Regions from separate parts of the Homo sapiens genome. Here all the other regions are linked to region 2. Evidence: chromatin loops called from intact Hi-C (ENCODE). Cell type or tissue: Calu3. All regions are shown on one strand. Region 1 overlaps LINC00970 (long intergenic non-protein coding RNA 970). Region 2 overlaps LOC105371604 (a long non-coding RNA gene). Region 3 has its middle 42 kb from the start of DPT. Region 4 overlaps LINC00970 (long intergenic non-protein coding RNA 970).

Region 1 (8,000 bases), 270 kb before region 2:
TGACCAAGTGATCCACCTGCCTTGGCCTCCCAACCTTTCTTGTTTTGAAAATGAGAAAACTGAGGCCTGGAGCATGTTAAATCTCCCACCAGAAAAAAATATCCAGTTTTATGTCTTGCCATATTTCAGGTTTTATTTCATGTTTAGCCATACAACATTGTTTTCCTTTTAGTCTTTGTAGTGTTCTTTGCACATTTTTATGTCTGATCCTTTGCACATGTTATCCCCATGTCTTAAACAGTCTATCTCCCCTACCATTCATGTGACTGCATCCTGCTCTATACTGATTAATATTAATAGTACTTCAAATTTTTCCATCTCTCTATGTCTCATTCACCAGATTGTAAGTCTAAAGGGAAGGACCATTTTACCATTGTATATTATTGTATTCCTTATTCCCTGTCAAGCACCTGGCTCATTTTACATGTTCAATAAGTATTTATAGAATGGAAAAATAAATAAAACTATGCCACTATTTTTATCTTTAAGATTTTAATTTCCTAGTGACATTTTTATAGTCTGCAAGGGCCTAAGATCCTTAAGCCCTTGGTGTCAAGATAAAACAATGAGGATTCCCTATTTCAATCTAAGCGAAGACCCAGTCATAAGCAAAACTGCTTTTCTTGTTCAGCTAAGTAACACCTCAAAGATATAATAAAAAATGGAAGAGATTATGGAAAATGTTGGATTCCTATGGGGAGCTGGTTGCTTATGAGAAGACTTGTCTTTGGGAATAGCTCTAGCTACACGAAGGAAATTGAAACCCTCACAGTGGAATAGCTTACTGGTAAAAGTGACTCTCTATGTGTGGACTAATTATCAGTTGAGGAAGATGAACTGAAGAAGAAAATTCTTACCTTGAGGGTTTTGGGCATAGGGCTGGGCATTGGTTCAGTTCACCTTGGAAGCCTCCTTTTTATTTGAGGGCACAGCGCTAGGTAGCAGGCAGCCACGTATAATTGTTTTTAATACTTCTGTTCCCCTGACTTGAGTTGGAATGCTCCCAAGGGCAAGGACTTGTCTCAGTCATCTCTGGACCCTTCAGAACTTGCACAGAGCCTGGCATAGAACAAGCTGTCAATAAATGCTTTTGAATGAATTATTGAATAAATGGGAGGTAGACACACCAAATAGTTCAGATGTTTTGGTGTTTGCATGTCCATATGTATACTCTGATGACTCAACGCTATAGACAGAATGGCCGGCTACTTGCAAATGGCAGCCTGGGCAGTGAGTCCTTTGTCTAGCATTCAACAGTGGGGAGGCAATCCAGAGTGTCTAGTAAGGTGCTCTAATAAGGCCTGAGCCCCAATGTTGCTTATTAACTGTGTGACCTAAGGCAAGTTGTCTAGCAAACTTGGCCCCTAGTATCTCCATCATTTGGAAGAGCCTATAATATTATTTACATCTTTGAGTGGTTGTAAGAAATAACTGAATTTACACATGTAAAATGCTTAGCACTGTACTGGTGCATAATAAGAACACAAGAAATGTTGGTGCAAAAGTAATTACTGTTTTGGACCATGAATTTTAAATCATTATAATGAGGCTCAAGCACATCTTTATTAATCAAAATAGGAACCATTACAATCAACACATTTTTGCCTACAAGAAATAAGTTTGTTTATTCCTGTAGCCTAAAAATTCATGCCTCCAGATTCGGCAAACTCTTGGAAAGCATTTTCTGTATCCTGCTGGTTGTGGAAGTGTTTTTGCTGCAAAAAGTTGTCAAGATGCTTGAAGAAGTGGTAGTTGGTTGGCGAGAGGTCAGATGAATATGGCAGGTGAGGCAAAACTGCATAGCCCAATTTGTACAACTTTTGAAGCATTGGTTGTGTGACATGTGGTCAGACATTGTTGAGAGAAGAATTGGCCCTTTTCTGTTGAGCAATGCCGGCTGCAGGCATTGCAGTTTTTGATGCATCTTATCGATTTGCTGAGCATACTTCTCAGATGTAATGGTTTTGCTGGGATTCAGAAAGCTGTAGCGGATCAGACTGGCAGCAGCCCACCAAACAGTGACCGTGACTTTTTTTTGGTGCAAGTTTGGCTTTGGGAAGTGCTTTGGAACTTCCTCTCGATCCAACCACTGAGCTGGTTGTCACCAGTTGTCATATAAAATTCACTTTTCATCACACATCACAATCTGATTGAGAAATGATTCATTGTTGTTACATAGAATAAGAGAAGACGACCCTTCAAAACGACGATTTTTTAATTTTCACTCAGCTCATGAGTCACCCACTTATCAAGCTTTTTCACCTTTCCGATTTGCTTCAAATGCCAAATGACTATAGAATGGTCGGCGTTGTGTTCTTCAGCAACTTCTCCTGTAGTTTTAAGAGGATCAGCTTCGATAAATACTCTCAGCTGGTCATTGTCAACTTTTGATGGCTGGCCACTCTGCTTCGTATCCTCAAGGCTCTCCTCTCCTTTGCAAAACTTCTCGAATACCACTCCACTGTACATTCGTTAGCAATTCCTGGGCCAAATGCGTCGTTGGTTTTGCGAATTGTTTCCGCTGCTTTACACTAATTTTGAACTCAAATAAGAAAATCACTTGAATTTGTTTTTGGTCTAACATCATTTCCATAGTCTAAAATAAATATAAAATAAACAGCAAGTAGTATGTCATTAGCAAAAACTAATAACAATAAAATAAAATAAAATAAAGTGAGAAATGTGCATTAAAATGATGTATAATACAACCACATTTATTTAAGAATGTATTCCAGTATCAAATGGCAAATTCCAACAATGCAAAAACCACAATTATGTTTGCACCAACCTAATAGCAGCAAATGTTAACAACATCCAACATTTTTTGAGCACTACTATATCTGTGTGTTTATGTATGTAAGTATGGATGTATATGTATGTATGTATGCATGTGTGTGTTCTCATATCCTCAAAGCAGGCCTGAGAGAAAAGTATTACTAATATTCATGTTTATAGATGAATAAAGTAACACAGAAATGTTCAATTACCTGTCCAAGTTCATATAAACTGTAAGCGACAGAGCAAATATCTGAACCTCTGAGTTTACCATTGTGATCTCTTTGTTTTCTATTGCTTCTTTGCTAGTATTACTGTTTTAAAAAGGAGTGGAAAGTCTATGGTCAGAAGTACTAATTGCATTAGGTTCTGTATAAGGCAGTTTAGTAACCTAGCCATATTGCCACACAAAACTTTTCCCACTCTAGTGTGACTTTTAGCACCTATCTTTATATAATCTAGATAGCTTAGAAGTTCTCTGTTTAATTATTACAGCTATTTCAGCAAGCCACTGAATTGAAAGGGAATAAAGCCACTAAAAGATATAAAGCTGTCTTTGGCTCAGATTTACCTCACTGGTTACAATCTCAGCATGACCATAGGTGATGTTATGCTGCTATGTTTATGGTGCTCACTTTGCGTAAATTTTATCAAAACATACTTCTCTTAGTGGAAACCAATCTGTATGCAGGAATACCTTTTGAGTTAGGAAAAGTTTGCATTAATGAAATATTGAGAAAGAGAAAGGAAAAAAGAAATGGTTGGGGAAGTTGTATTTCACTGAGGGAAAACACATGTTTATTTTTAACACACCCAATATTAGCATTGGTTAGTGCTGTGGAATCCATCTATTTCTGTTTCTTCTGAAAGTGACCTCCCATTGGAGTCAGTCACTTTATCCCTAGACATAAGGATTCTCACTTAGTCAAATGGAAACAAGAATTATCAGCAGAGAACATTTACCATGTGTGTGAAGTGGGTAAACAGCTGGTCAGTCTCCAACTAGGGCTTTTGTTTCCCTTTTAGAGCTGAAACCACAGGAAGAGGCCAATATGGACTTCTCTACTACTTTATTTCCCCTGAGCCTGGTCAGCTTCTTCCAAGGAGATTACTGGGAGGAAGCTTCTAGGATTTCTGGGTATGTGAAGTTGGGGATTGAGTGGGGAGGGAGGAAAGGAAGAAAGGGCAGAGAAGTTCAAAATGTGACAGTGCGAGTACCTTTGAGGGTAGCTATTCTTAACACAAGTGTCCACATCAGGCAGTATAGATTCAAGGACCATGGCTGGGCAGAAACTGTGGGCTTGGTGAAGGATGCACAGGAGGAGTGTGAGGCTAATACTAACCACAGTATTGATCAGATTGAACTTAAATCATTTTGCTAGTTATACATCAACACATCTGCCAGATGCAGCCTCACAGCCCCTGCAAGCGGGGTCCTTATGCATCAAAGCTCTTAACAGAGATATAGATGAATACTTCCTCTAAGACAACTCTGAGAAAACTGTGGCAAGGGAAGGAGGCAATCGCAGAGAAAATGCTAAATATCTTTCTTTAGGCAGCCAGCAGGAACTCTGGAGCTCTTGATCTGTCCAATGAAAGCTCTAATGTGGCACTTCTGCCCAGAGGCCTCAGCACACGTGGGTCATCATAGCCTTGAGAATAGATGTGACTGTGCCATAGGAGAATAAAAAAAGCTAAATTCAAAAGAATGTCATCAAACCAGTTTGATGAATAATGTTTGCCTATTGCTTGTATGCTTTTGAAAGAAGCATAAAATCAAAGGCCAAATTGTTAGGACAGTACACAAAGCAGGTAGCTGGTTAGCGTGGCTTTCACGTAATTCCAAAGCTAAGCTCCTATGTAAAAAGAACAAGTAGGCTGTTGAAAAGACTTTCGCAATTTATTCAGAAAGGATCTCATGTTCTAAGGCAACGACCACATTTTCCTTGTTAGAGGTGAGCAAATACCCAAGTTCATGGCCATGAGATCAAATGTAATTAATAAAATGTTAACCCACTTCTGACATTAAATCCCCAGATATTGAGTGTGAGAAGGAAGTAAAAAAGCCACTTCACTGAGAGGCTGTGGCTTATAAAACCAAGAAGAAAAACCACCAGCATTTTTGCTTTTTGCTTTAAATTTCTATAACAATGAATAGTCTATAATTTTTATGGAAGCTGACAGTTTTGAGTATCACAAAGTTAAAAAGAACGAGTATTAGTATTCTCATTTGTAGGTGAAAAAACTGGGACTCAGGCTCAAATTCTCAGAATGAGTGCTACATCTCCTTTTATCCCCTCATATCAAGGCACATCCTATCATGTTATGATTGCTTCAAACTCTGCTTAATATGGGAAGAAGCAGACAGGATCTGCCTAAATTACATCCAGGCTGTCTCCTGGTAGGCTCCCAGATCGTTTGCTGTTATCCTAAAAAGGAGAGGCACAGGTAGTCATAATTCTGGTTTGATGACATGCAGAGGATTGATGATTATACAATAACTAAGAAATGAGCAACGACTGGCACTGTGTTAAGAACTTTCTGTGCATTACCTTCATAATAATCCATGAAATTGGCATTATCATAATACTTTTTACAGATGAGGGCACTGAGGCACAGATGTGAAGTAACTTGCTCAAGGTTAGACGGTAAGTTCAAACCCATCCAGGTCCATACTGGTGGGCCTTAATAGTTAATACTTTGTCATTAACTTTGTTGTCAATGCCATTCCTATGCATTTGAATGCATTTAGAGGAGCAATTCATATAGTAGATAGTAGCACAGACTCAGAACCAGGAGGCCTGGGTTCTAGTCCCAATTCTGCTACTGATTAGTATGGTATCCAGATCTCATGTTCCTTATCTGAAAAAATAAACCTTTATGCTACATAGTTTCTATACGTTCCTGAAAATCTAATGGGGTATATTCGATTAAAGTTTCTGCCTAGTTACTCAAGGGTCTTCATTTTCTAACTAAGGTTTGAAAATATTCTCCTGGCTTCTGTAATTCTGCAAGGCTGTTTTAGTTGCTTTTGAAAAACTAAATTTCTAAGAACTATTTTATTGAGTGCTTGAGCCTTTCAGAGCTCCTAAAAAGGTTCGTAACTCATCTTCTCACATTGCTGCTTGTGTTGACCTTGGCATCCACTGTCCACAAACTCCTCAAGGCCATCCTGAAAGGTGAGTGGGAGGTGGCAGATCATTGTAGCAGGCACTGAGAGAGCCACCACCAAACACCTTCCCTTTGGTTGCTTTCAGCAGCTTAAAAATCACTTTCACAGACTGTAGGGATTCATTTATTCCTCACAACACACTTTGAGGTAGGCGCTAGCATTCTCATTTTATAGATAAAGAAATTAAAGCCCAGACAACCATCTATCTTGTCTAAGCTCCAAACATTTATAAATAAAGACCTGAGTTCTAGCCTACATCTCCTGCCTCTAAAGCTAAATATATTTCCATTGCTTCTTTTAAGGAAGGCTGCATAGGAATTGGCAGGGCCCTATAGTGGCAGGTTTGACTGCTCCACTCTTTATCATCCATGTGTTTTGGGTAAGCCAACTAATTTCTATGCCTCTCTTCTGTGAAATAGATTAATAGTACTTGCCTTGAAAAATTATGGCAAGGCTCAATGACACATCCAGAATTACCTAGCTGAGTGTACCTAGCACAAAATAGATGCTCAAAGTCATCATTATTTTCACTTCTCTATGTTTGAAAAACTACATTTTCTTTTACTTCTAAGGAGTTTGCAGTTTTGTTGTTGTAATCTACTTACTACACAAATGAAGAATCTTAAAGATCTCCTATAGAAATAATTTTCTTGTCAGTAAACAGTAAAGAAGAGGATAAATTAGAAAAGTGAAAAATTTGTCAGTCGATACATCAGAATAATCTGGAGCCACAGAGTTAAGGCTTTCTTGCTATTTTTATGCCTCTTTATTCTTTTAGCTTCTAAATCTCATTTCCATTTGTTAAACTCAGATTTAAAAAGTTAACTCACAAATGATATGATGTAGTTGTCAGGCTGTTCCCTTAGGCATGATGCTCAGAAAACCAAACTCGAATGGAAACTCAAGCAATGTAAAATCTCTATTTAGCATACACAACTGTGTCCATGGTGAAACATTCTCCACTTACACTGTAATAATAAAAAGACTGGTACCCTAAAAGAATAAATAAGTCTCCAAGCTAGAATTTTCAATTTTTCATATTTTTATTCATGTGCATTTATTTTAAAACAGAAAATTTTATTTTGACCACCATCATCATTTTTCTGTTCCAGACATTGGATTCCCTGCTGGTTTCCCCACCTGATTATTGAAATTGATTTCTGGAGTTCAGGAAAAAGCAAGTCATCATATATCAACCTATTATGTGTGTTAGGCTGTTTGCATTATCACATTTAATCCATTTGACGCTGTGAAGGAGCAGGTAGTGTTATCTGACTCAAGTCTGTCCTTCAATTAATCTCACCACCTCCAGGATTCCTTTATGCTCTTTGTCAAGAACTCTGGTAGAGCAAAGAAAATGGGGATAGTTTGTCACGTTCAAAAATCGTATTGACCAAGACTATCCTCTCTCTCTCTCTCTTTTTTTTGAGACAGAGTCTCACTCTGTCACCAGGCTGGAGTGCAGTGGTGTAATCTCAGCTCACTGCAACCTCCGCCTCCTGGGTTCAAGTGATTCTCCTGCCTCAGCCTTCCGAGTAGCTGGGACTACAGGTGCATGCCACCATGCCCAGCTAATTTTTGTATTTTTAGTAGAATCAGGGTTTCACCATGTTGGCCAGGATGGTCTCGATCTCCTGACCTCGTGATCTGCCCGCCTTGGCCTCCCAAAGTGCTGGGACTACAGGCATGAGCCACTGTGCCTGGCTGATAATCCTCTTTTAAGAAGAAGGGGTATATATTTACCTAGGGAATTCCCTAGAGGAGAAGAGGCAGAAAGGCATAAAAGGAGTATAGTAAACTGAAATCAAGACATCTAAATCTAAGACCTGGCTCCATTACTGTACCCCTTTGGAACTTTGGGTAAATTCTTAATTCTTTCTGGGTCTCAATTTTCTCTTTTAATAAAACAAAGATTTGGAGTAATAAAACTCTAAATTCCTTTCCAGCCCTAGGACCTTATGGTCTACAGTGAGACTTCTTATATGATTCTAGTTAGGGTAAAACAATTCAGGATTAATAATAGTTATGTTAAGTACCCTAGGTTTTTAAGAGC
Region 2 (8,000 bases):
CCCAATCTTTACAATCCTTGGACAGCCTTCTTCACTTGCCTGGGCTTCAGGGAGGGAAGTCTTTCCCATGGGCAGGAAGGACAGGGTTTCTCTTAATTCCTTCTGCATCCTAAGGTGACCTCCACTTCTCTGGGCCTATTATATTGGCAAAGGAGGGAACAGGGATTGGTAGGAGAGCCTCTCTAATAAGCCCATTTAGGAAGGGATCTGATAGGTCTTTTAACTTAGAATGCTGGACACTTACAGCCTTTTGTCTTCATCTTTGGGCTTTACCTCCCCTTTAGGAACTACAGGAAAAGCTGACTCAATGTCTAGTGACATATTCTGTAAAGGAATAGTAGACAACGCATGTGGCTCTGAATGAAACAGGTCTGAATGAAACAGCTTATGTCAATTTCAAAGTTTTTATGTCCAGCCTTTCTTCATTCCCATCTGAATCAAGTATAAAATAAACTCCTTTTTTTTCATAATTAATCCTTCCTGCCAACCTGACTCCTTCACCTAGGAAATGAATCTCCTTTCTCAGGATTCTTTACCTCACACTAAAGATACACCTAAATGTTCTCTGTGGCCATAAATGCTCATTAAAACTTTTCTGCTAAACTAGTTAAGTAAACTTTCTTTATCTTGCCTTCCTTTTACCCCAAATTCTCAAGTCCATCACTAACTTTCTTCACTTCTGCCTTCCTTTTACCCCAAATTCTCAACTCCATCACTAACTTTCTTCACTTCCAATTCTACTCACCACCCAATTCTTTTCAATTTCACCTTAGATTTTGTTACTATTCTGAAACTTTTCTCTCAAAGATTCTATGGCATAACTACAAAAGTCATTTTTTCCTCATTCTGTAGGAAATTACTGAGAAAAATTGGCATAAATATAAAGGCTAGACAAGTAAAAGGTGGGATTGAGGTTGGGGATATGTAAACAAATATTCTGATGGAAGTAAAGACGGGAATGAGAGCGAACACAGGTCGGGAAGAAACCAGGAAGGTTCCAGAGAAGGTATCTGTATGGCCAGCTGGCCACAAACAATACTCATGGTCAGCAAGTATTTGTGTGTTGGGGCATCAAATTAGCTTATAGAACGAAGAGAAAAACATTTCTCTAAGCCCTCAAGTCCTGTGGTTTTTGTAACTTTGCCCCTGGAGCATATTTGTAAGAGCCAAAGCAAGATGAGAGCCCACTGCTCTGATGACTAGTAATTGTCCCACATATTTACACATATAAAGAAAAAATCATATATCCTTGAATTTTTCCTTCTTATAGCAGTGGTTGCAAGAACTCCTTGACCAGTGTTTCCCAAAATCTGTTCCTTGATATATCCCTATTCGGCAAGAGCCATGAGGATGAAGATTTATCTGCTGGAATCTCCAGTGTCTGGACCCGGCACAAAGTAAGTGCTCAGAAATACCTATTGTATGAATAAAGAAATGAATGAATGTTGCACATATAAATACATCTACCAACATTTCTTTGGTAAAGTTTGGAAAAAGCTTGGTTGAGCAAAATTCCTTTGCTGAAGGACTGCTTTGAACCTTTACATTATGATACAATAGAGGGCATTTCTCAAATGCTTTTATGCATGAGATCATGTTTCTCTACATAGCTTCTGAACATATACATTTGGAGAAAAATTCCCTAAATAATTGCTGGTAGTGCAGCGCTAGGGCCAATTCCTCCATCTCCAGTTTACCTGCCCTCTCCCTTCATGCAGTGCTCACTTGGATCTGCCAGCCTTTGTGATGTCCCGTTCTTCATATGTAAACAAAACACAACACACACTGTAAGAACAAGGGAGTTTAAATTAACTGCCTATTTAACTGAACCACATCTCTTGGTTTTCCTCCAAATATCTATGTAAAAATGCAGCCCACACAAGAGTACATGTAACGTTTAGAAAGGGATATGGTGTTTACATTATTAGCATTTGTAATAGGTATTTGTGAGTATTGAAAATTTTATATGGCTGTTGTGAGAACTAAATCAGATTATATATGTTCTAGTACATTATACACCCTCAAAAACCAGGTGTTAAAGCCAAGTAGATCTGCAGGGCACAATGTTGGAAATTATGAATAGCATGAAAGAGAAGGGTTCTAAAAATATGCTGAATTATGGAAAATTATATATCAGTATTTGACAAGACTAGATTCAGCTGATATGACAAATTATGCCTAGATAAAGGTCAATGGAACATCATTACATCCTTATTTGGTCAAATGTCAATGAGATAGGGCACTCAATTTGCCTTTGTCAAAAGTTAAAGATGGACCACTTGATTTATCTTAAATGTTGGTTAGGAAGGCCAAAATAAAGATAGCGGTAATGACAACTTTCTGTGTAAAAATTTTTTCTATCATAAATAGTTGTGCCTTTGACTTTTCTTTAGTCACTTACATTAGTCAAAGGATCTAGGCATTAGAGACAAATGTGACACTTCCTTCAAGACCTACTAAACTTGTCTCATTTACTCAACAAATATTTAATTTATTCTACAAATATTTATTTTGAGCATTTACTAGACAAGACAATATGCTAGTTTTTCTGGAGGTACAAAGAAGAGTCAGACATGAGTTATTAAAGCCTTCAAGGTTCTTATAAACTAAGAGAATAGCAAAAGCAGGCATAGATTGACAAGATTACAAAGAAATTTATATGTGCCATAACTAACGTGCTGATAAAAAGTTATACAAACTCCTAGTGGAACACATTTTATTGTATTATAACTCTTAATTTACAATTCTGTCTCCCTTTGAAGATGGATTTTATCTTTTATATATCTGCAGACAGACATCATACGCTTTCAACAAATGTTTAATAAAAGAGTGAATGGTTGAACGAATGAAACTAAAGACTCTGAGATTTAGTTTTCAAAATAGTGCTACTATAGAATCATCTTTCATTTGCATATTTTTTAGGAAATAATTATTTTCTTGAAGCAAAGGACCATGTCATGTCTCATTGTAAATTCTATATAGAACCTGGTTGGCACAGTTAATGCAAAATAAATATTTTCTGAATAAAATGACTTAATTAATCAGAAAAGACACTAACAATGCATAACAGATAAACAATTCCAATGTTTTTGTTTAAACTCACAGACTTCTATGCAAAAAAGAATGCATTTTCATGTATATAAATTTACCTCAATAAACTTAAAAAATAGCTAATACTGTACTGCATACTTGAAATTTGCTAAGAGATACATTGTAAATACTCTAGGAAGGAAGGAAGGAAGGGAGGAAGGGAAAGAAAGAAAAAGAGAGAGAAGGAAGGAAGGAAGGGTGGGTGGGAGGGAGGAAGGGAAAGAAAGAAAGAGAGAGAAAAAGAAAGAAGGAAGGAAGGAAAGAAAGAGAGAAAGAAAGAAAGATAGAAAGAAAGAAAAAAGAAAGAAAGAAAAAAAGAAAGAAAGGAAGGAAGGAAGGAAGGAAGAAAGAAAGAAAGAAAGAGAAAGAAAGAAAGAAAGAAAGAAAGAGAAAAAGAAAAGAAAGAAACTATTTGGGTGATGGATATGTTAATTAGCTTAGCTTGAATGTGGTGATCATTTCACAATGTGTACATTTATCAAAACTTCAAGTTATATACCTTAAGTATATACAGTTTTATGTTAATTATGCCTCAGTGAAGCTGGGGCAAAAAGAAAGTTCATTACGCCACAAAGCAAGAACTCTCGAGATAGGGTGACTGCAGAGTCAGCTGATTTAACAGCATTAGAATCCAATTTCTTTCTCTCTCTATGTGTCCTGACATTTTGGATGGGTCATTTTGCCCTCAGATTCGTTTTTCTCCTGGTTTCAAGATTCTACAGTAATTCCAGACGTGACATCATCCAGACAAGAAAATGTTTAGAGGAAGAAGAAACCATTTTCTGTCTGTATCTTTGTTAAAGCAAGTTAACTTTTCCTAGCTGCCCCCAACAGACTTTTCTTCATGGTTCAGTGGCCAGAATTATCATTTGCCCTGAACCAAAGACACCTAAAGTGCGTAGAACCACTTTGATTGGCTTGGAACATCATTGTCAACTCCCTCAACCTCCATCCCTGGGCTGGCCCGGGGACCAGCCTTCCCTAGACACATGGCTCTCCGGACGTGGTTGTTTATACTAACAAAACCAAGTCTGTGAGGAAGTAAGAGCGGAAGAAAAGAATGTTAAAGAGGCACCCAACAGTAATGCTACATGGAATGGATTTTCTAAATACTAAAAAATTAAAAGTGCATTTATGATGAGAATAGAACCTTAGGTTCCAGGACAAATTCTCAAGAGAACTTGGATCCAAGTAAAGTAATTTTTGACACTTCCTCATCACCTCCCTCACAGATGACCCTCTCCTCCCTCACAAATACCAATCCCCCTCCCAATGTTTCACCTTCAAGCTAACCTCTAGTTGCCCGGGATTCCCAAGATGTCTCATTTAGACCTCTACTCCTGCAGCCAGACCTCACTCACATCTTCCAGCCATTACTTCTCCTCCTATCAAAAATTACCTAGAATCCCACTTATTTTTTAGAACACTATTCTCAGCACTCCAATAGCTTACCTCTTTTTATTTTCTCATTTTCTTTTAAATTGTTTGCAGGAAACCTGGTCATACTATGTGAACAAAGACATGTACATTTTGACAAGTTCCTATGGAGTAAAACTAGCCTCAATTCAGAAATACACTTTATCTCTGAGAATGGGTGTCTATGATCCTCAGACAGGTTGAAGGGGAAATATGAGGGAAGGGAAATTTTCCTAGAGGCCCTCACACAATCATCTCTTCCATCATGGTCTTTCTCTTTCCTGTGCTCTGAATAGTCTGTTCTTCTTGTATCGAGGGCAGATGACGTATTTATAACATTTCTGGCAGCTGGAAAGCTACGGAGGGAGGGTAAAGAAAGAGGAGTTGTGAGACGCAAAAGATATCATTGCCTTAAATGCTACAGCTAAAGCTGTTGAATGGCTTAGCTCCCCCTACAGGATGCCATGTAACATAGCAGCACACACTTAGAAGGTACCATTTTGTTAATCTCCTGGCCCTTCAGTTTCATCCTGTCTTGCTCTATCATAGGAGACTGCACAGTCATGGCCGACATCTTCAGCCTTCCTACACCAGAAACTTCTTCCTAGCCTTCCTAAACTTCTGCAAATAGACTCAAATATCAGGAAATCAAATGTTTTTCAAAATTAAGGAGATGAACTTCAAACATCCGGTAGTGGGAAGTTGAACTGAGAAACTGCTAATGTCTTCTTCCAATTCTAAAGTACTGTCAAAGTCAAATAAAGCATAGAGATGAATCTCTGAAATTAAGCCATTTCGTGGGGAGGAAACAATGGTAATTCAGGCCATACATGCAGACTGTCTTTAGCATGTCCCAAAAACAAAGAGGTTAGGGGTTTTATTTTTTAAAAAAGGAAACGTTACATATTGTCCTTCGCAAAAGCTCACTGGCACTAGTAAGGTCTGGGAGAGTTGGCAGGATTTGGTTGGTGACTGAAGGCAGTAGGTAAAACACAAGGGGTTGTTTCAGCAGCTCTTAGATAAATCAGGTTTCAGCAGGAAATTTCAGCAACTAGGCTTGCAGAGAATTACATTCTTAGATCAATGTCATGTGCTTGGAATGTTTTCTCCCCCTGGCTTCTCCACCCTGTTTTAGTAGGGTATAACAAGAATGCCCCAATTCATATGATTAGCTTTCACAATCATTGTCCTTCTTGCCACAGTACAAGCTGTTCACATAGTAGGCTCTGGCCTCAGCTCGTGTATGACCTATAAATAGCACCTGTGTCACCAGAGGGAAAAACTGCTGAATCAGGGACATGGGTTAGAAGGAGTGTAAATCATCTTTTGTCTGAAATACTCCTAATTGATTTTTAAAGAAAAAGTCTCAACAAGGGTGTGTGTGTGTTTATGTGTGTGTGTGTGTATCTGTGCATGTCACACACAGCTTATCAGAAAGAAATCAAGAGCAGGAGTGAATGAGCAAGACAGAAGACAATGCTCATCTTCAGCCTTCCTACACCAGAAACTTCTTCCTAGCCTTCCTATGTTGTACTATATTGCACTTAGAGAAGTGCAGTTAGAGAAGACACGAGCAAAAAAGAGCAGAATTTCTTATTCCAGAAACCTCTATCATCACAATCAGACAAACTCTTCATAATTGGGCACCCCACAGAATTACACCATAGTGCCATCTAGCTCTCACTACCAAAGCTTGACATCCTATTCCCAGCTAGGTTAAGAGGTTTAGGGTTAGTCACTGACCAGCAAAACTAAACTGATTGCCATTATTTGATAATGAAAATAAGCAAAATCCCCCAAAGAGGTTTATGTTTGGTAATAATTTATATTCAACTTATCTTATCAACATTCCAAACCAGTTTCTCAATATGAATATTAAGACTTAGATCTTTCTTGTTGAATATAGATTCAATGTTGCTCTGGGTTTTTATTAAACAAATTTCCACAAAGGTTGCACTGATTACTTCCTATCTTCTTTGGAAAGCTGTCAGCTGACAATGCTACCGGCTATAGATCTGATGTCAACAAATCACTGGTCTTGCAAATTTCCAGAGCATTTGCAAAAATCCCTAAAAAGAACAAATGGGAAAATTTCATTTTAATTCACTTATGCTGAATAGCAGGGTTGTTCATGTAGTATTTGTAGAGAGAAGGAGTGCTGGAGTCATGTAAAATAAAATAATAAACAAGTGTCACGCCTGCAGAAGATCAAAGATTCTTATTGTAGGTATGATCTAGAAGAAAGTCTAAGAACTGTATTTTGTGGTGCTTCTGAGTTGTAAATTCTTTACTAAAGTATTCAATTATGGGAAATCGTGCCTGCTTCCCACTGCTGGTGCTGGCTGGGATGGAAATACTAAATGCCAAGAAGGAAAGTACATAATGGTTTTACTCTTTCTTCTAATAAACAGTATCATGGTGGAAAGAACTTGGCCTTTGGCCTTAGAGACTTGAATTCAAACATTGAAACAAAGCACTTTCTAAGTATTTGGGATAATTAACGTCCTTGAGCCTATCAGCATTATTGCAAAAAATAGTGGAGATAATATCTGTAAAATATCAAATATTGTATCTTTTTTATAAATAGTCTTTATTTTGTGTAAATACTATTAAAACATCAAAGAGGAATATAATCATGTGCTGTCATCTTTACAGATGTCATTAGACAGTACATATTTGGATCTCTGGTAATCTTGTTATGATGTGAGTCAGTGATTTATGAGGGGCAAAATTTTCCTATCGCATTACCTATTCTCTGCATCATCTGGCTTACAAAAATAGGAGCAGTGCATCTTTGAGCAGAAATAGATGCCTGAAATAGCTGTTAAACTGTTTGAGAGTCAGTACGAGGTAAATTAACCCAAAATAGAGCTATAGCAGAAAAGAGCCAAAAAGTGTGACTGTATTTAGCTATGGCGATGATGCTCATGTGTGGGATTTCTTCTGGCTCCAGGGGAGGGAATTTGGTAGGGAATAAGCAACATCTCTACTGTATCAAGAAGACTGAGTTTCCCCACACAGCCCTTCCATTTACTAGCTGTATGGATAGAAACAAATCTACATTTTCAGAGGCTAATTCCCTTACTTGCAAAATGAGAATTATATCTTTACTACCTCGCAAGGATTGTTGTAAAACCAAAAGAGATAAAGTATCTGAAAGTCTTTTGCAAACCATAAAGTGATAGGCAAATATCCTCCATCTGTTCACTTCTTTCCATCTCTACTGATATCACACTGATACAAGGCCCCAATAGCTCTCATCTCAGCCATGTAACAGTGTCAATCCTCCTTATCGAACCCCCTCTTTACACTTGGCCCTCACTGGGAACCATTCTCCAAATGACAGCCAAGATGACCATTTTAAAACATAAATCAAGAGACAGCCAAACACCATGTACCTCTTTCTAGAGGTATTCAACCACTTTATAAAACATTCTTGACAAATGAAACAAACCTGAACACGATCAGCCCTGTCCACTTCCCCATCGTAACTG
Region 3 (8,000 bases), 49 kb before region 2:
TTTTACCATCCTGGGTAACATAACAATTTTGGTGTTTTTATGAACTGTGAACTGTATCAAAATCAACACGTGAGCAGCTAGCACAGTACTAGGCACTTGGCAGAAATGAGGGAAAGTCTCACTGAATAACTCCTTGGGAGACTGGGGGACCAAGAGGCAAAGGGGCTCAGGTTGGTAAAATAGTGTAAACCTGTGAAAATTTGGATGCTGTTTTTAAGTCTCATATAAGCATATGAGTTCTAGGGGTGGGGTGGGCGGGGATTTTTGTCTGATATATCCCCCGCACCTAGAATAGGGACTGACCCATGGTAGAAATTCAACAAATATTTAATGAAAAAATAAAAGTAGAGCCCTAAGACAGACCCTAATGCAGATTATGACTTCATTAACATAGACCTTATAGCCTTTTCTTTTTCTTGTTACTCCCACTGAAAGTGTACCTGTGGGATCACCTCATGATTAGATGGACCAATGCAGTGAAGCTGGTTTTTCAGAATTAGGTAGCTTTCTTTTTATATGGCTGTCTAGCAGGCATTCGTAGACCCTGCTGGTGTCTGGAATCTGTCTTCTCTGTGTCTGGTAGATTTCAGCTGACCTGGGTGTCTCTGTGGGCCTCTTTTGTTGGCAGACTCAAAGGTGAACTCATTAGCCATTACCCCCTTGGAAATATGTTCTGGGAAATCAAACATGCTCTGAGTCACATCTGTCTGCCGCCTACCACAACAGTGTAGTATGCAGACTGGTTCTGCCAATAGGCTTCTGGGAGGAAGAAATGGAAAATCTGTCATGGTATGAACTGCACAGCTCAACTTGGAGAAGGACTTCAGTCCACAGAAATTCACAGAGTGAAGGCAGGCTCTTAGTTCTCTTCATGCATAGGTAAGCCTCGAGAAAATTCCCAGGTCCCTGCAGAGGAGGAGAAAAAACGGAAAGAGGTGGACAAGTGGATTGTGTTGGGCAGGGCGGCGACACTCAGTGCTTTCCAGAACGGCACTTTGGCTTGTTCTAAATGGATAATGTCACATGGCTATGCTTTTGTACACATAAGGTTGATCGCTACTTCAACAAGGTGCCATTAATCAGCTTCCTTGCTCCTGGTACAAACTGAAGAAAGCCAAGAAGCATAAAACACATGCCTTTCCTCAGAGAGATTTTTTATTCTAGAGAGGGAGAAAAGAACAAAAAACTGGAAAGGTTAATGAATAAAAGAAGGCTGCTCACAATCCCACACCCAGTGAGTAATACACAAAGAAAACCTTATGCTATTGCAGAGAGCAAAGGATCACTATGAGCTGGAGAAACAGAAGGCATTAGGACAGGTAGAAGATGAAGAAGACTTATGCCAGCAGCAGAGACTGCCTGAGCAAACCTATGGAAGTGAGGAGGCTCCTCAAGAAGCCAAGAAAAACCTTGGGTCTCCTGAACCCAATTCTCAGGCTGGAGCCCAGTGAGGCAAATGAATTGCCCAAGGACACCTATGAGTAAATGTTGGGGACACTTAGAATTCAAGCCTCTGGGATCTGAGCTTGGTTATATCCTCTGTCAGGTCCCTGTCCAGTGAGTGGTTTAGTGAGGCGAAGAGAGAGGGAGAGAACATGCATTGCAGGCTCTTGCACTCTATGCTCAAACAGGCTTTCCCATTTGCTACTCGCAGATACCCTAGACTGGCATAGTTACTGCCATTTTATAGATAGGTTCAAAGGTCCCCAAAATAATAGGTGACTTGCCCAAGGTCACACAGCTAGTGGAAATGGATGTTGAACTGAAGTCTAGCTGTTTACAAAGCCCAGTCATCTCAGCTATGTCAACTTGGAGTCAAGGGTTTCCACTGGGAGTAAGGAGAGATAACTGCTTTAAACTCTGCTTTTTAAATAATGTTCAATTTGAAATAGTTGAATAATGTCCAATTTTAAAAAATGATTCAAAGATTTATTCCAGTATTTTAAACATTGCCTCTGGAGGGAGAGATGGCACTGTAAGGTGGTCAGGAGGACGTTGTTGGAAGTTAGAACACCAGATGAGTTGTCTGAAAATAATAATGTTGCTACTCGACTGTTTTATATTACTGTAAACATTACCCACTATAATAAAATCAGACACAGGTTCAACATCTCCTGTAGTAATAATAACTCTAGTCTGCCTTCTAAAATGACTCCTAAATAACAAACCCTCCATAAACTCAATCTAACCCAAATAAACAGAATTGCTGTGACAACCGAGATCATAATTGTCTTTGTTTGATCCTTCAGCCTCCACAATTGTGCAGGCTCTCCACACCGAGTCATGGCCTTGTTTATCTTTGCTGTGTGTGCTCTGGGAAGCTTTCTGCCTAGAGAATTAGCACACTCAATAAGCATCACTGTTCTCTTCAGTTGATTAAACTCCAGCATACTCGGTCTGTTAGCAAAATGTGTTGGGCTGATATCACAGTTCTAGCTCACCTCACCTCATGTTGCTCTTTTTCAATTTTATCTTAGACTGTGCAGGTTTTCTGCATCATAAACCAAATTAATCACTGAGATCTGATAGTTATAACAGATTCTAGACACATAAATTATTTTTCATTAGCTTTAATTGCCTGTAAAGGAATTTGGACACTTAATCTAAGGAAGTGAAATAATGTGGTTCAGCTCTATTAGACAATGTAAAGCTCTCACTTATTAAAAAATAAAAAGTGTAGAAAGGTAAGCAAATTTCCAGTAGCTGCAACCTTAAGGTCCTTCCACAGGAAGCCAATCTCTATGGCCACCAACAGAGCTGTCTTTGATGTTACGTGCAACTTCAGTCCACACTGGCTTCAGTGCCTTCAGAGCAGGTCTCTATCTCCTGAAGATCCAGGTCTTTGATTCTCCTATGGCTCTAAATATATATACCAAATAATAATGATGACTACAATTAATTATTTTTGTGCATACTCTGAGCCACGCTCTTTACTTAACCTTTATATGCACCTCATATGAATACTCAAGTAGATTTCCAAAGTGGCTATCATTATCCTTATTTTACAAAGGATAAGACTGACACAGAGGGATTGAATTCCTTTCTCAGGGACATAACAGTACACACTGAAGCAGAACTCAGACTCAGGCCTGGATGAGTCCAGAGCCTGTGCATTCCAGGATATTCTGTGCTCTCCTGAGACTCCAATATAGACTGTGCCATGCTGCCTCCTATAGGAGTAACAGCCGCTCCTGGCGTGTTTTCTCTCACCACCTAGGGCTCAGCCAGCATGAACACCACGTCAACTTAACATGAAAGCTAACTTCAAACATTGAGTCTAGTAGGTCCTTTCCTGGTACACATGGTTCATGACTGTATCCCCAGTACCTCACAGAGTACCTAGTACATTGTTGATGCTCAGTCACAAATATATGTTTGTTATAAATAAATAAACCCAATAAATAATAAATAAATAAAATATAAATATATATACAACATATGAATGGAATAAACTCACTAAGTGAACATTTTTGGAGTGAATGAATGACTTAGTTGATTATTCTTGGTAGATGCTCTAAGTGGCAGTCCCTTCATTCACCTGTTCTTCCCCCAGACTCTTCATTCGTAGTCTTTCAATCCATATTCTTTCACTGTTGCTTTCATTCCCATATCCCCAAACATTTACACTATCTGTGACCTTAGAACTTATACCCCATGGCTCTAAAAAAATGAAAAAGTATGACCACACATATTCCATTTTTTCATAGACTCATGCCTGACCTCCTCACCTTAACTGAACCCTGGCTTTCCCTGCAGTCCTCTTGGTCATGCATTCACATAGGCTCTGAGTCCTGTGGAATCTCTAGAATAATTTTCACCTCCTAAGTAATTCTTGAATTTGAGCCCTTTCATCTATTCTCCAACTGTCTCCTTTATTCAGATCCTTATCCTTGCTTTCCTGTCTCCTTTGGTCTATGCTTTTCTTTAGGAAGTCCATTTAATTGCTGGAGGGAGATTTTTCCAAAACATAAATCCAATAGGTTGTATCCCCACTTAAAATTTTTCCTAAACACTTTCCAAGCAAACCACATAGTCTTTCAGTGGCATAGCACCCTTCACACACACCGCCAGGTTCCTGTGCTCCAGATATGCAGAATTAGTCACGTTTCCCTGAAGAGACCATGTGTCCCTATGCCTCTGTGCCTGTTCACATACAATTTCCCATGCTTGGATGCCTCTGTACCTGTACCTTCTTTCCCTGGAGGACTTTCAGTGGTGTGTTTCCTGGTTTCCAAGGTGAGTTAATAGTTCCTCACTGGTGCTGCCATATACCTGATTATACCTACGTCATAGCACTTGTCACATTTCTGCATTTTTTTCTATTTTCACAGTAACTAAATGTTCTCATTGTCTCTTCATACCCAGTGCCCAGCATATGGTAGGTGTTCATTAACTATTAACTATATAAATATTTAAAGAATGAAAGGAGAGTCTTCTGACACTAGGCAGTCTACAGTTCCATGGAAAATAACCACAAGTAGAACTCATCATCTCTATTCCAGACTACTGCAATGGCTTTCTACCTAATGTAGCTGTCTTTGTTCTTGCTGTCCCCTTCAAATTCCACTTACACACAAATGCCAGAGTGATCTAACATGGAAATCTTTGACTCCAATGCTTACACTTGCCATGTTCCTCATAGTAGATGGGTTTAAACTCAACTTCTTAAAAAGGCATTAATGTCCTCCATGGAGTAGTGTCCTCTGTCTCTCATCTCCTCACTCCCTGCCTTCCTTGATCCCTCTCTGGCTGGTTAGGAGACAGGGAGGAAATACAGGAATCTTAAAATACTGTGTACAGAACACCATCACTGCCTTTGCCATAATGCTTTATGGTGACTTTATGAAAATTATGTTCCCATGGCCAGACAGTAAATTCCTTGAGGACAAGGATTGTATTATATTTCTCTCTAAATCCTTGGTAGACAGCACAGTTTCTGACCCATAGTAGGTGCTCATTTATGGGTATTGAATTAATAGTATCTAATGATAGGCAGAATAATGAGTTGGCATGAAAAATAGCACAATGTGTTGCAAAGGAAAGCAAACTTTTGGACAAAGATCAGGTCTTCCAGCAGACAATAAGCTAAATGTATGACAGAATGATACAGGACGTACATTTCTCATTAAAGTTCTTCAACTGAGAACAATATTTTGTGAATATACTTTGGTTCAAATCAAAATCTTATCATAAAAGGTATGTTTAAAATAAAAATGCAAATTATCTTCATAAATTCAGCTAATTTCATAAAGCAAAAAGCTTCTAGTACACATTTTCAAAACTAATGATACATAACATTAACATGAGTGCATTTACTGGTAGAATACACAGCAGCTAATGACATTCCATTACATGTTCTCTCTCATTGGTAGCCACCACTCGATGTCTCCTATGATTAGGCAAAGATTCAGTCAATTGGTCAACAGTACGAAGTAAAATCATCTTGTGGGGACAGCACCATATTTGTTGCAATAGGGAATAATAAAATAACAGATTTCTAACACTTAGGCATTTCACAACTTATTTAGTGAAAATAAAGGGACACCCATGAGCAATAAGAGATAGCCTATAAATACAAACTGCCTCCAGTCAAATGTGTTCTACACATGATTATTACTAATAAACACAAACACAATGAACAACTGTACAGTTCTTCTACAGGCCTGTGTGGTGGTACTACTGCCCCCATCTTACCATTGAGGGGGTAGGCATCCAAACCTTGTGACCTGCCCAAGTTTACATTGCTATATGAAATAGAACTAAGACTTAAACTCAAGTCTTCTGACTCCTCAATCCAAGCTCTTTTCAGTACCATGCAAGAGGCAAATGTCAGATTTTCCAAAAAAGTATCCTTCGTCCTTCCAAGTTCCCGCCAAAATGAGATTTTATAGACTAGCTCTGTTAGGCAGATTTGGTTACATGTATTGGACTAGGCAATCTATAATGTGTCTTCCAATTTGAAAAGTACATAATCCTCTCTAGTCTGTATTTATGGGCACCTTCAATTCAGCCATAACTCAGCCATTGTGACTGAACTGTTTCATCAGGCAACCAATCAGGGCAATGAAGAAACAAACAATATATCTGACTTATTTAACTGAACAACTTAAGCACAATGGTTAAACTGCTCAAGAGTGGAAAAAAAAAACAGTCTTAGCCAAGCTTAATATTACCTCATTCCTTCAGTGTTATATTTAACACACTGAATCCCTGTTTGTAAATGGCTCTATCCCCTCATAAAAATTGCATTTTGGCTATTAGAGTTTTTAATAAAATTTATTTTGATGACAAACATTTATTAGACTCTTCTGGCTTCCTTCATATCTCTGTACTCTTACATAATACCCTATAGTTTACTTTTTTTAATTTTTATTAAGTTACTGAATGCATTGTCACTGCTATTATTTAAGCATCACATACATTAAATGTCTACAGAATTCTCCACTTTCCTATGAGACCATAAATGTGTCTTGAACTATTAATCTGAATCACTATTCAAAGAGAATCTTCCGGGGATGTGGGGCGAAGATGACCAACTAGAAGCAGTGGTGATTGGAGGCTCCCATCGAAAATAACCAAAACAGTGTGTGAATCTAGCACCAGCAATCCAGGTATCCAAGTTCCATCATCAGGACTGACTAGGCAGCTGGCATGACCCACAGAGAGAAAGGAAGAACAATATGGTACAATGGCTCACCTGAGAGCCACATGGGGCATGGGAGCCCCCAACCCCCAGCCAAAGGAGACAGTGAGTGAGCATGCTACCCAGCCTGGGAAACTGTGCTTTTTCCATGGAACTGTGCAATCCATAGATCGGATAGGAAGTCCCCACTTGTGAGCCCACACCACTGGGGCCTAGGGTACTAACCAGGGAGCCATGTAGATTCTCAACAGCCACTCAGCTAGAATCTGCTTAAGCCTACAGAGTTCCCAGGGGGAGGGGCAGCTGCCTGTTGTCTAAGCTGTCTGAACTCTTAGGGGAGAGGTGGCAGCCAACACTGGGACTGCTAGCTGCCTAACACACTAAGCTCCCAAGGAAAAGGAAGGGCAACAGCCATCTCTATAGCTCCAGGCTGCGCTTTTCCCCTGCTGGAGCCAGGGTGGCTAGAGGGCTTGGCCCAAGACTAATCCCCAAAGCCCAACACACTGGCTGTGGCAGACTGCAGCCAGAGTGTGCTGACTCTGACCCATCCCTCACTGGGTGGGGCCTCTCTGCAGGAACTCCAACAACTCCAGCCAGGGGCTCTGATCTCCCTGGGCTTGAACCCATAGGGGGAGGGGTGGCCATAGTCTCTACAGACCAGCAGACATAGCCTTTCCTCCTGTTAGTTCTGAGGAATCTGGGCAGCCCAGACAAGTGGGATTCCCCCAGCACGGCACATCCACCCCACCAAGGAATAGCCAAAGTGCTTCCTTAAATGGGTCCTACTCCCTATACCACCCAACTGGGTGAGACCCTCCAACAGGCGTTGTCAGACACCCTATACAGGAGCGTTTCTACTGGTATCAGGTTGGTACCCCTCGAGGTCAGAGATGCAAAAGGAAGGAGCAGGCATCCATCTTTGCTGTTCTCCAGCCTCCTTGAGTGACAGCTCCGGGCGCAGGAGCAAACCACGTGAATAGGGCCTGAAGTGAACCCCCAGCAAACCACAGCAGCCCTGCAGAAGAGGAACCCGAGCATTGAAAGAAAAACAAAAAAGTCTTCACAAAACCTCATCCAATGGTCAGCAGCCTCAAAGATCAAAACTGGACAAACTCATGAAGATGAGAAAGAATCAATGAAAAAATGCTGAAAACTCAAAAGGCCAGAGTCCATCTTCTCCAAATGTTAACAACAGTTCTCCAGCAAGGGTGCAGAACTGGATGGAGGATGAGATGGAAGGATTGACAGAAGCAGGTTTCAGAAGGTGGGTAACAACAAATTCTGCTGAACTAAAGGAGCATGTTCTAACCCAATGCAAAGAAGCTAAGAACCTTGATAAAAGGTTAGAGGAGCTGCT
Region 4 (8,000 bases), 280 kb before region 2:
TTCTTAGTCAAACACTCTCAGAATCCAGAAATTAGCACATATATAAACCATGTCTTTCCTAATATAACTTACACAATTTTTGCAATTATTGTAACATAGATTTTATCTTCTCAGATTTGGGGCACACTGGGAATCTGATTCTAGTTAGGATTCTGGAGAAAGTGAAGGGTGGGGTAATGAGCCATGAAGAGAAATAGCTTCCAATTATAAATTAACTTCTACAGACTAGAGAGTTGCAGGGTCCTCGGGAAAGGCAGGGGTAATTATTTGAGACAAGGGAGAAGCTACTTCCATTGAGAGAGGAAACTAAATGGAAGCTGTAGGTTCTTGATTTTCCAAGTCCTCCAAAACCCCCCATTAGTGCTCCATTCCAATTTTGGGCATTTCATGTGTTCTCTGTCAGTGTCCACATTTTCAGAAAAAGGCCTGGGAAATCTGTGAACTCAATGGATGTAATTCAACAATGTGCATGGTAGAACTTAGTGCTTATTATTCATTTATTTTAGCTAAGTAGCTATAAGAGATTAGAGGCAATTTTACAAAATTATATTAGTCCCTATAATTGTTTATAATTTTAACTAATAATTTAGGGTTATAATATTGTCATTTGACTTCATCCTTCAATTCTTTAGACACTTTTTACTGTTCTATGGCAATGGATACTTGTTTCCCCTCCTTCCAACTGGTTTGTGATCGTCTCAGGTAATCACAAGTAATAATTTTCAGAATCTCTATTTTAAACATTTTCAGCCACATAAAAACTAGAGAAAATAGCATAAATAAAATATGTACATACACCACTTATGTTTAATGTTTACAAATATATTGTCAAATTTATTTATAGACAAAATGGCTTTTCATTGCAAATATGGAAATATGCATATTTAAAGCAATAATATTTTCTTCCATGAACACAATACCATGACTATACCTAACATATTGAACACAAATTCCCTAATATCATCAAATCACAGGTCACAATTTCATTAGTCATGCTATCAATCTGTGCCAAGAGCATCAGTATTCCCATCCCTTAATGCTAGCTATATTTTCACTGCCTTTGTCAGCAAATAAGCTACATAACAAATTCCATGTATTGTTTTGTCCATTCCTCTTTCATTATCCTATAGCTCTGTAAATTGCAATAACTTCTACTAGTATTTTTGTGGGAGTCAAGATTCTATTAGTGAATAAAACAGAAATTAATCTGGTTAACTTAAGTGGAATATAAATTTATAGGAATAATATCCCATACCTCCATTTGAAGGATAATAGACTAGGCATAGATGGAAGCCAAAGGAAATGAAGCATAGTCAAAGATATGCCATAGGAGTTACCCTCTTAGATCACTGCTGGTTGGCATTGTCACCATGCGTCCTTTGTGATCTCACTACTGGGGTCTCAACTTTGTAACTCTGACCCTGAACCTCCGGGTCATTCCTTCAAATTTCAGAGGCATGAGCTCACACTCTAGCTGACAGGAAGTAAAGGGTGATAATGTCTGTTCTTGTAAATAAGATTTTATCTCTCACTCATATTGGGATTCCCCCAATTATGAAAAAATATATAGATGTTTGTTTCAGGTCAGATTCTCCAAATAGCAGGCTTTGAGATAAAGATTTGCTCAACTGGATTTTAATGCACATAGACCAAACATTGTGGGAGGAAATGTTCAAATTTGAAGTGTCTTTCAGCACACCTAGATGTCTAGACTTACATAGAAATATCTGGGATGTTTCTTATCTGGTTTCGTTTGTTTGTTTGTTTGTTGTTTTGGATGTTTCTTATCTGTAACCATAATGACAAATGGACTATGACTTGTACCAGGAAAAAAGCCAGAATGCCTCTACATTTTTTCCTAGAAACTAAAAATAAGTACAAAATGTGGGAAATATATTATCTAGCATGAAAACTTTTAACTAGGTGAACAAAGTTAGGCAACAGAGTGAGCAGCTGTTTGACTTCACTTTTAGTTACCATGGCGGCTTTTAGTTAGGACACAATCCTGAACCATTTAAACTGGGTGATCAATTGAGGTCATTGCATTCTAATTAAGCATTCCCCTTTGAAACAGATGCAGATACTTTATGAATACGTTTTCCTACATATCCTTAATATGCAAAGTTGATGTGCTTTCTCAATTTTGCAATTCAGTTATTTAAATCATATGCTTTTTTTGTTGATCAATAGCCCTTATTTGTTCATTGAAAATGCCATTATCCAAATGTTAACAATGTGAGTTTTACCTAATATTTTTGAAGTTTGAAATATATAACTCTAAAAAGTACAATGATTGACAAAAGATGACTTAGCATGTTATGTGTATGTGTAGCTCTGTGTGTGTATACTTGAAATTCAGTGCTTTAAAGTAGTTGCTATTTTTGAGATATATAAACAATAAAGAATCATCAACTTATTGATCGCCATCAAGATTGTTACAATATCCTTGCAGTTGTACCTTAAATTCTGTGTCATCCAGTCTCTGTTATGCAAGTTGGTCTTTATGGAATCACTGACAGGTCACTCTTAGTTCAGCAGATTCTGTTTTCCCTATGCATTGTACTTTAGCAAATCATATTTTACTCATTATATTAGTATAAATTTGAAATTAAGTAATCATAAAAATAATCCAGTTAGGCCATTTTTTTTGTTGGATTCTTTTGGTGCCTTCTCTCTCAGATAAATAATGATCTACTGAGAACATTATTCAAATTCAAATGAGACTTTTTGTGGCTGTTTTTTCTTTATATCGTTAACATGTCTGTGTTATCTGCCAATCATATGTAAGCTGCTTGATGGCAGGAGCCCGGATTTTAATACCTGCATAGCCCATGCAAGATCTAAGTCAAGTTCACATTTGGTCAGGTCTGTGGTGGCATGTGGCGATCAACCCTGCAGTGTGCAAACATCATTAACAAGAGACTTTTCTGGCCCTCCTGGCTCGAGGAAATGGAAAGGAAGAATGAGCTAGTCAGGAGACAAAACTAGAGGCAGTAGGAACAGTGGCCCTGAACTACATTGAGTCAGTGGTGGATTTAGGAAACCTATTGAGGAGAGGTGGAAAGGACAGACACTGGAAGCCAAAGTGGGCTCAATTGAGAAGGGACATGCTGGGCCTGGACAGAGCCAGAGAGCACATGAGAACCACTCTCGACTAGACAGAAGATGATGACAGGCATGAGGACCAGGACCAAAGTTCATTAAAGTTGTCGTGGTGGAAGGCTGGGATCATAAAGAAGAGGGACCAAATCTGGAGTGATGGAGCGGGGAGTGAAAGAGAAGTGGGAGTGAATGTGACGAGGGACCAGAAGAAAGATATCTAGGTTCTGTTCCAGCTGCACTTATTCCTGATCATCCCATGGGTCTGGCCTACTTCTGACAGATGCACATAATCAAATATGGTTTATGTAGCTGTCTCTGGACTTTGCTTGCCCTTACTTGCTCTCTTTCTTTCTCTCTAGCTCTCTCACTTTCGCTTTTGCTCTCTCTCGTGTCATGAGACCACAAAATACAATTAATAGGTAATTCAAGTCATTACTATCATAGATATTAAAGCCAAGAAAATGACACTTCTAAGTTCAGCAAACTACATGAAAAACAGTAGCATGAATAAAGGATACCCGGCATGGTCCAGAATGATAACAAAGAAAAATGGAGAAGTGGTGAGGGCAATTTGGAGATGGCCAGTGAAATGACAGTTGAACTTATTACAAGCCAGATAGCAGTCTGGAGTCTCTCTTCAAGCTAGTTCTAATTTTGAAACAGTGATGGAAGGCAGATATTATTATTCTGCTTTTAAAATAAGGAAACTGAGGCTCAGAAAGGTGAAGTAACTTGCCCAAGGTCACATAGCTCAGTGACAAAACCAGTATTCATATCTGGATCCCTCTGACTCAAATCTGGGCCTCTTTCTGCTTCTTTCTGAGGAAATTCTCATTTTGGGAAGATCCAGTGGCTTCTGGATCCCTCAGAGCCATGTCTTTCTTGGTGACCTTTTTCCTGATATTGATGAAAGGAACAGTTATCAGTGGAGTCTTAAAGATTTACTCAGTGGAGTCTTACAGATTTACTCATGGGCATTCTGTGGTACCCCCCAGAGCCTTTGTTTCTTGACACATTCCCATCTCCCACTTACCTAGATATTACAAATGGAATAGTACAAATGAATAAAACAGTTTTTGATAAAAAAATAATGTGACTCAAACCATTTATGTAACTGGTCTTGAATGCATGGTCTGCTGCTTCCTCACTGGAGCTAGATTTAATTCTTAATTCTGCCGCAGAAGGAGAACTTGAGTACATCACTATTCTCTGTGCCTCTGGCCACTTGCTTTCTGCAGGAAGGACATTTATAGAAACTAGAAGGACGAGGAAACTGCATCTAAACTCCCTGTGTTGGCGGGATCAGCAGTTGTAAGCTGCTAGGAAATTGCCAAGTACTGTTGAAATTTCCGTGCCTGATCCAAGATGTTGTTTACGCACAAGGCCCAAATCTTTCCGGTCTCAGGAAATACCAATGATCTTTGGCTGAAGTCAATATAACAAACAACCTTAAGAAGTTATTCAGAAACTAATTCTGAAAGCCTCCCATGGTCATACAAGGCAAGCCAAATACTGACATTGTATGTGGAAAATAAGGCTGCAATTAAACATTCACGATGGATCCAAATTTTATATGGTCTACTTCTGTCTGGGAGTGTGTGCTTCCCTAGGAAAGGAGCTCAGTCAGAAGTTGACTTGTGATTCTGTGACTTCCTGCTGGCCTTTGAAGGCTTGGTATCATTAGTCATCATGGGGTGATTTGTTTACCTTTTAGTCATAACTGATTAGTACACATTCATTCATTCATTGAACAAATATTAGCTGAGACTCTACTATGTGCCAGATTCTGGGTAGGAACTGAGGACACAATGCTAAGCAGAAACAAGCACACTTCTTATATTCAAGGAGCTTATAGTCTAATAAAGGAGAAAGATAAATAAAATCACAGAAATACGTAACTTCTAACTGTGAGTAAATTGGAGAAAATGATAGCCACGTTTTGAGAATGCGTAGCATGGATTGAATCTAGTCTGCAGTGTTGGGGTAGATGTCCTTGGGAAATGATGTTTGAACTGAGATTTGGAAAACATGGACCACTTCATGAACCCTGGGGACTGACGATGAATTAAGACTAGGATTTGACAAATCCCTGGAAGTGTGCAGACACTAACATCTGAGCAGTCAGCAGAAAGCTTGTTGGTTTTAGCTCTTAAGATGGCGGCATATTTCGGCAAAGGAAGGAGGAGCCCATGCTTGTGCAGACACAGCCTCATCCAAGTGTGATCCATATCCTCTCTCCAGATCATCCTTGATATTTGGTTTGGTTTGCGTTAGCCGTAACCCATTTCTCCTATATGTTTTACAACATCAGAATCAATTGATCAGCTCCCTCTTGAAAGTCTTGTGGTCCATTACTAACTACTGAGCTGATTCTACCATTTTCTTTCTTCTTTTCCTGCTTTCCTACCCTCTATCCACCATTCTGACCCCATTCATTACTGCATTTCTTCCAATTTTCTCTCTCTTTGATTGTTATACACACATTATAACTTATACACATTATAAACATTATAACTTATACACAAGTTATATATACATTATAAGTTATACACAAGTTCCAAGACTTTTAGGCTGTAACTGTGACCACTGAAAATTGAGACAAATGCAATTCCTGAGTCAGGTGTTCCTAGGTACAGTGAGCAATGCACACAGGCATCTTTTTATGTAATCTTCCCCCCACCATATAGCGAAATCTAGTGGAGTTGAATCACTTTTATGATGAAATTTGCCCAAATCTATCCTCCTGTGGATTATCTTTACCTGGGAAATATGTGCGCTAAGAGCTTTTAATAAAAGAACTGTAGTTCTCTTCCTTTATTGTGTTTCACCGAGGCTGCAAGAGGTGTGACACATAAGCTGAAAGTAAATTGAATAGGAAACTGAGGTTTTGTTTCCCTAGCAACGTTAATTCAGTCTTCTTACAAATGGAAATAACACTGGAGGCCTTTGTTTCTGCATTCCCAGCTCTACAGGGCAATGTGACATGCTGAGCACTCTGGAAACAGTGCTGTATAATAGAATTCTGCAGCATTTACTTTAGAATTTTCTCTCGCTAAATTTCATACAACCTTGTGGGCATTCTGCTGGAGCTGATATTCATCCTGTTTGCTGAAAAAAATGAGGACAGAGGAATATTCAGTGTTGTGACTTAGTACATCAGGGCATTCATTGTCAGCAGGGCAGGGCACATTATGCAAGGGCAGAAGGAGGAGTTTGGTGATTCAAGAACAATCATGGCTAGAAGGATCTCCCTATTGTTCAAGGTCAAAGTGGACAATGGTCCAGTAGCTCAGATATTCAGAGCTGGAGCACTGGTGTGTAGGAAGAATAAACATACCACATACATGGCCACTTGTTCTTACCTTTCATATGTGTCTTGAATATTTTATACACAGTCAAGCAAGTTTTAATAAAAACCCTAAAGATATAGTAATCCACATTTATCCATTTGAATAATTTGCCTTCAAAAGGCGTTGGTGAGATTTGGTCCATTTTCAGCATCTAGGAGATTTCATGGGCATATTTCTGGGAGTCTGGGAGGCTTTATAATACAGTGGTAGATGTCCAGGGTTCTAGTGACAGACTGCCAAGATTTAAATATTGGCTCCACCAATTTCTAGCTGTGAGCTCTGGGGAAGCCCCTAACTTTTCTGTACCTCCATTTTCTCATCCATAAAATGGTCACAATAGTACTGTAGGGTTGAAGAGATGGTTAAACTGAGACATCTATTTAAAGCATTAACAATGCCTAGAGCCTTGTAGTAAGTGCTTAGTATGTGGTAGACGTGGAACTGCCACACACTCCCACCTATTTGCGGCAGGAAGGGAGCACTTGCCAGATCTTTTTGAGCCCTTTGGGGAAAATTTCACTAGAACAGACAAATGTACAATTTTTCCCTCGCTAATTTAATGATAATTTGTCCCTATTTTGTAGCTGCTTCTTTAGCCATGTGATGGGGCAGGGGCTTGGGTTCATGGAGGAGAAGCAAGGGCAGGAAGAGGTGGAGGAGGAAGAAGAAAAGCAGGAGCTGAGAAATCCAGTGGCTTCAGAGCTGCAAACCGGTTGACACCCACATACCTCCTTCCTCTTTTTCAGCAAGGTTTGCCCATTCCCAGTAACTGGAGACCCTGTGAAGGACTATGAGTTGCTTTTATCCCAGATCCCTAAGAGCCAGCTCTGAAACCTAACTCCTCAATGTGAAGTTACTCACCAGTTATTATGTAGCTCTGCATCCTGCAATAAGAAAATGTGATTAGTACAGCAGCCCTGCTCATCCTATGAATCCAGAGATCTGCGCGGGTGTGATGTGAAGGCAGACTCTTTTTCACTCTTAAGGTTAAGCTCAGAAAAAAATAAAAAAAGGACTAACTCCCTGTTTTTCATCTTAAACATTTACCTTGCAATTTCAGAAAATTAGAGGGCATAGTATTCACTTAAGACAGTGTTAAGACTTCAGATCAAAATCAACTGAAAGAGCAAATGCCATATTTTCTCTTCCTGTTTGTAACTACATGTCACTTTATTGAAGCCCTAATTGTGGGGCATTCCTCCTCCTTCTCCTCCCCATTCAAATTCTCATGTTCCTGAGAGATATTAGAGCACAAGAGACATTCTGGCCAAATGCATTCTTGGGGAGAAATTCTGTCCTATATACAGACACTAGGAAGGGCACCCTTAGTTACTTGTGATCTGGCCTGCAGACATCTCCCTGCATTTCCCCTCCACATGTCTTTCCCACTTCACTCTTCAGGGGCACTAATCCTCACAGGATTGCCTCTTATCTCCAGCCCTGGGCTTATGCTGGTGCTTCCACCTGGAGTACTTATCCTCTTCCTGTACTCTCACCTCAACTTGTACTTTTGCAAACTCATGCTCCTTTAGACCACAATATGATCTT

The links. A loop is a pair of places that touch in the nucleus more often than their neighbours do. Peaks named below come from ENCODE experiments on the same cell type or tissue, not always from the same donor. Only the 100,000 strongest peaks of a DNase experiment are listed, where the experiment ranks them.
Region 1: it touches region 2 in a loop (7-fold over the local background); 7 of 110 quality-filtered maps call a loop at or near these places.
Region 3: it touches region 2 in a loop (5-fold over the local background); 7 of 110 quality-filtered maps call a loop at or near these places.
Region 4: it touches region 2 in a loop (6-fold over the local background); 4 of 110 quality-filtered maps call a loop at or near these places.

What each region holds. Positions count from the first base shown.
Region 1 is chr1:168,903,772-168,911,771 of GRCh38, reverse strand. It overlaps LINC00970 (long intergenic non-protein coding RNA 970), which reads left to right. Exons shown (of 5, transcript NR_104091.1): 4 at 3,802-3,913; 5 at 7,060-7,867. Among named protein-coding and RNA genes, the nearest start is that of LINC00626, 120 kb to the right of the region's middle. In Calu3, no CTCF peak of the experiment used is centred here; a DNase peak (open chromatin) is centred at 4,491.
Region 2 is chr1:168,634,546-168,642,545 of GRCh38, reverse strand. LOC105371604 (a long non-coding RNA gene) reads left to right here. Exons shown (of 3, transcript XR_922259.3): 2 at 1,271-1,397; 3 at 3,780-4,422. Among named protein-coding and RNA genes, the nearest start is that of XCL1, 62 kb to the right of the region's middle. In Calu3, CTCF peaks have their summits at 4,977 (motif pointing left) and 6,182; DNase peaks (open chromatin) are centred at 5,675 and 6,165.
Region 3 is chr1:168,683,135-168,691,134 of GRCh38, reverse strand. No RefSeq gene overlaps it. Among named protein-coding and RNA genes, the nearest start is that of DPT, 42 kb to the left of the region's middle. In Calu3, no CTCF peak of the experiment used is centred here; DNase peaks (open chromatin) are centred at 694 and 4,194.
Region 4 is chr1:168,917,381-168,925,380 of GRCh38, reverse strand. All of the region lies in intron 3 of LINC00970 (long intergenic non-protein coding RNA 970), which reads left to right. Among named protein-coding and RNA genes, the nearest start is that of LINC00626, 130 kb to the right of the region's middle. RefSeq lists an enhancer at 3,376-3,545. In Calu3, no CTCF peak of the experiment used is centred here; DNase peaks (open chromatin) are centred at 4,480, 4,730, 6,020 and 6,274.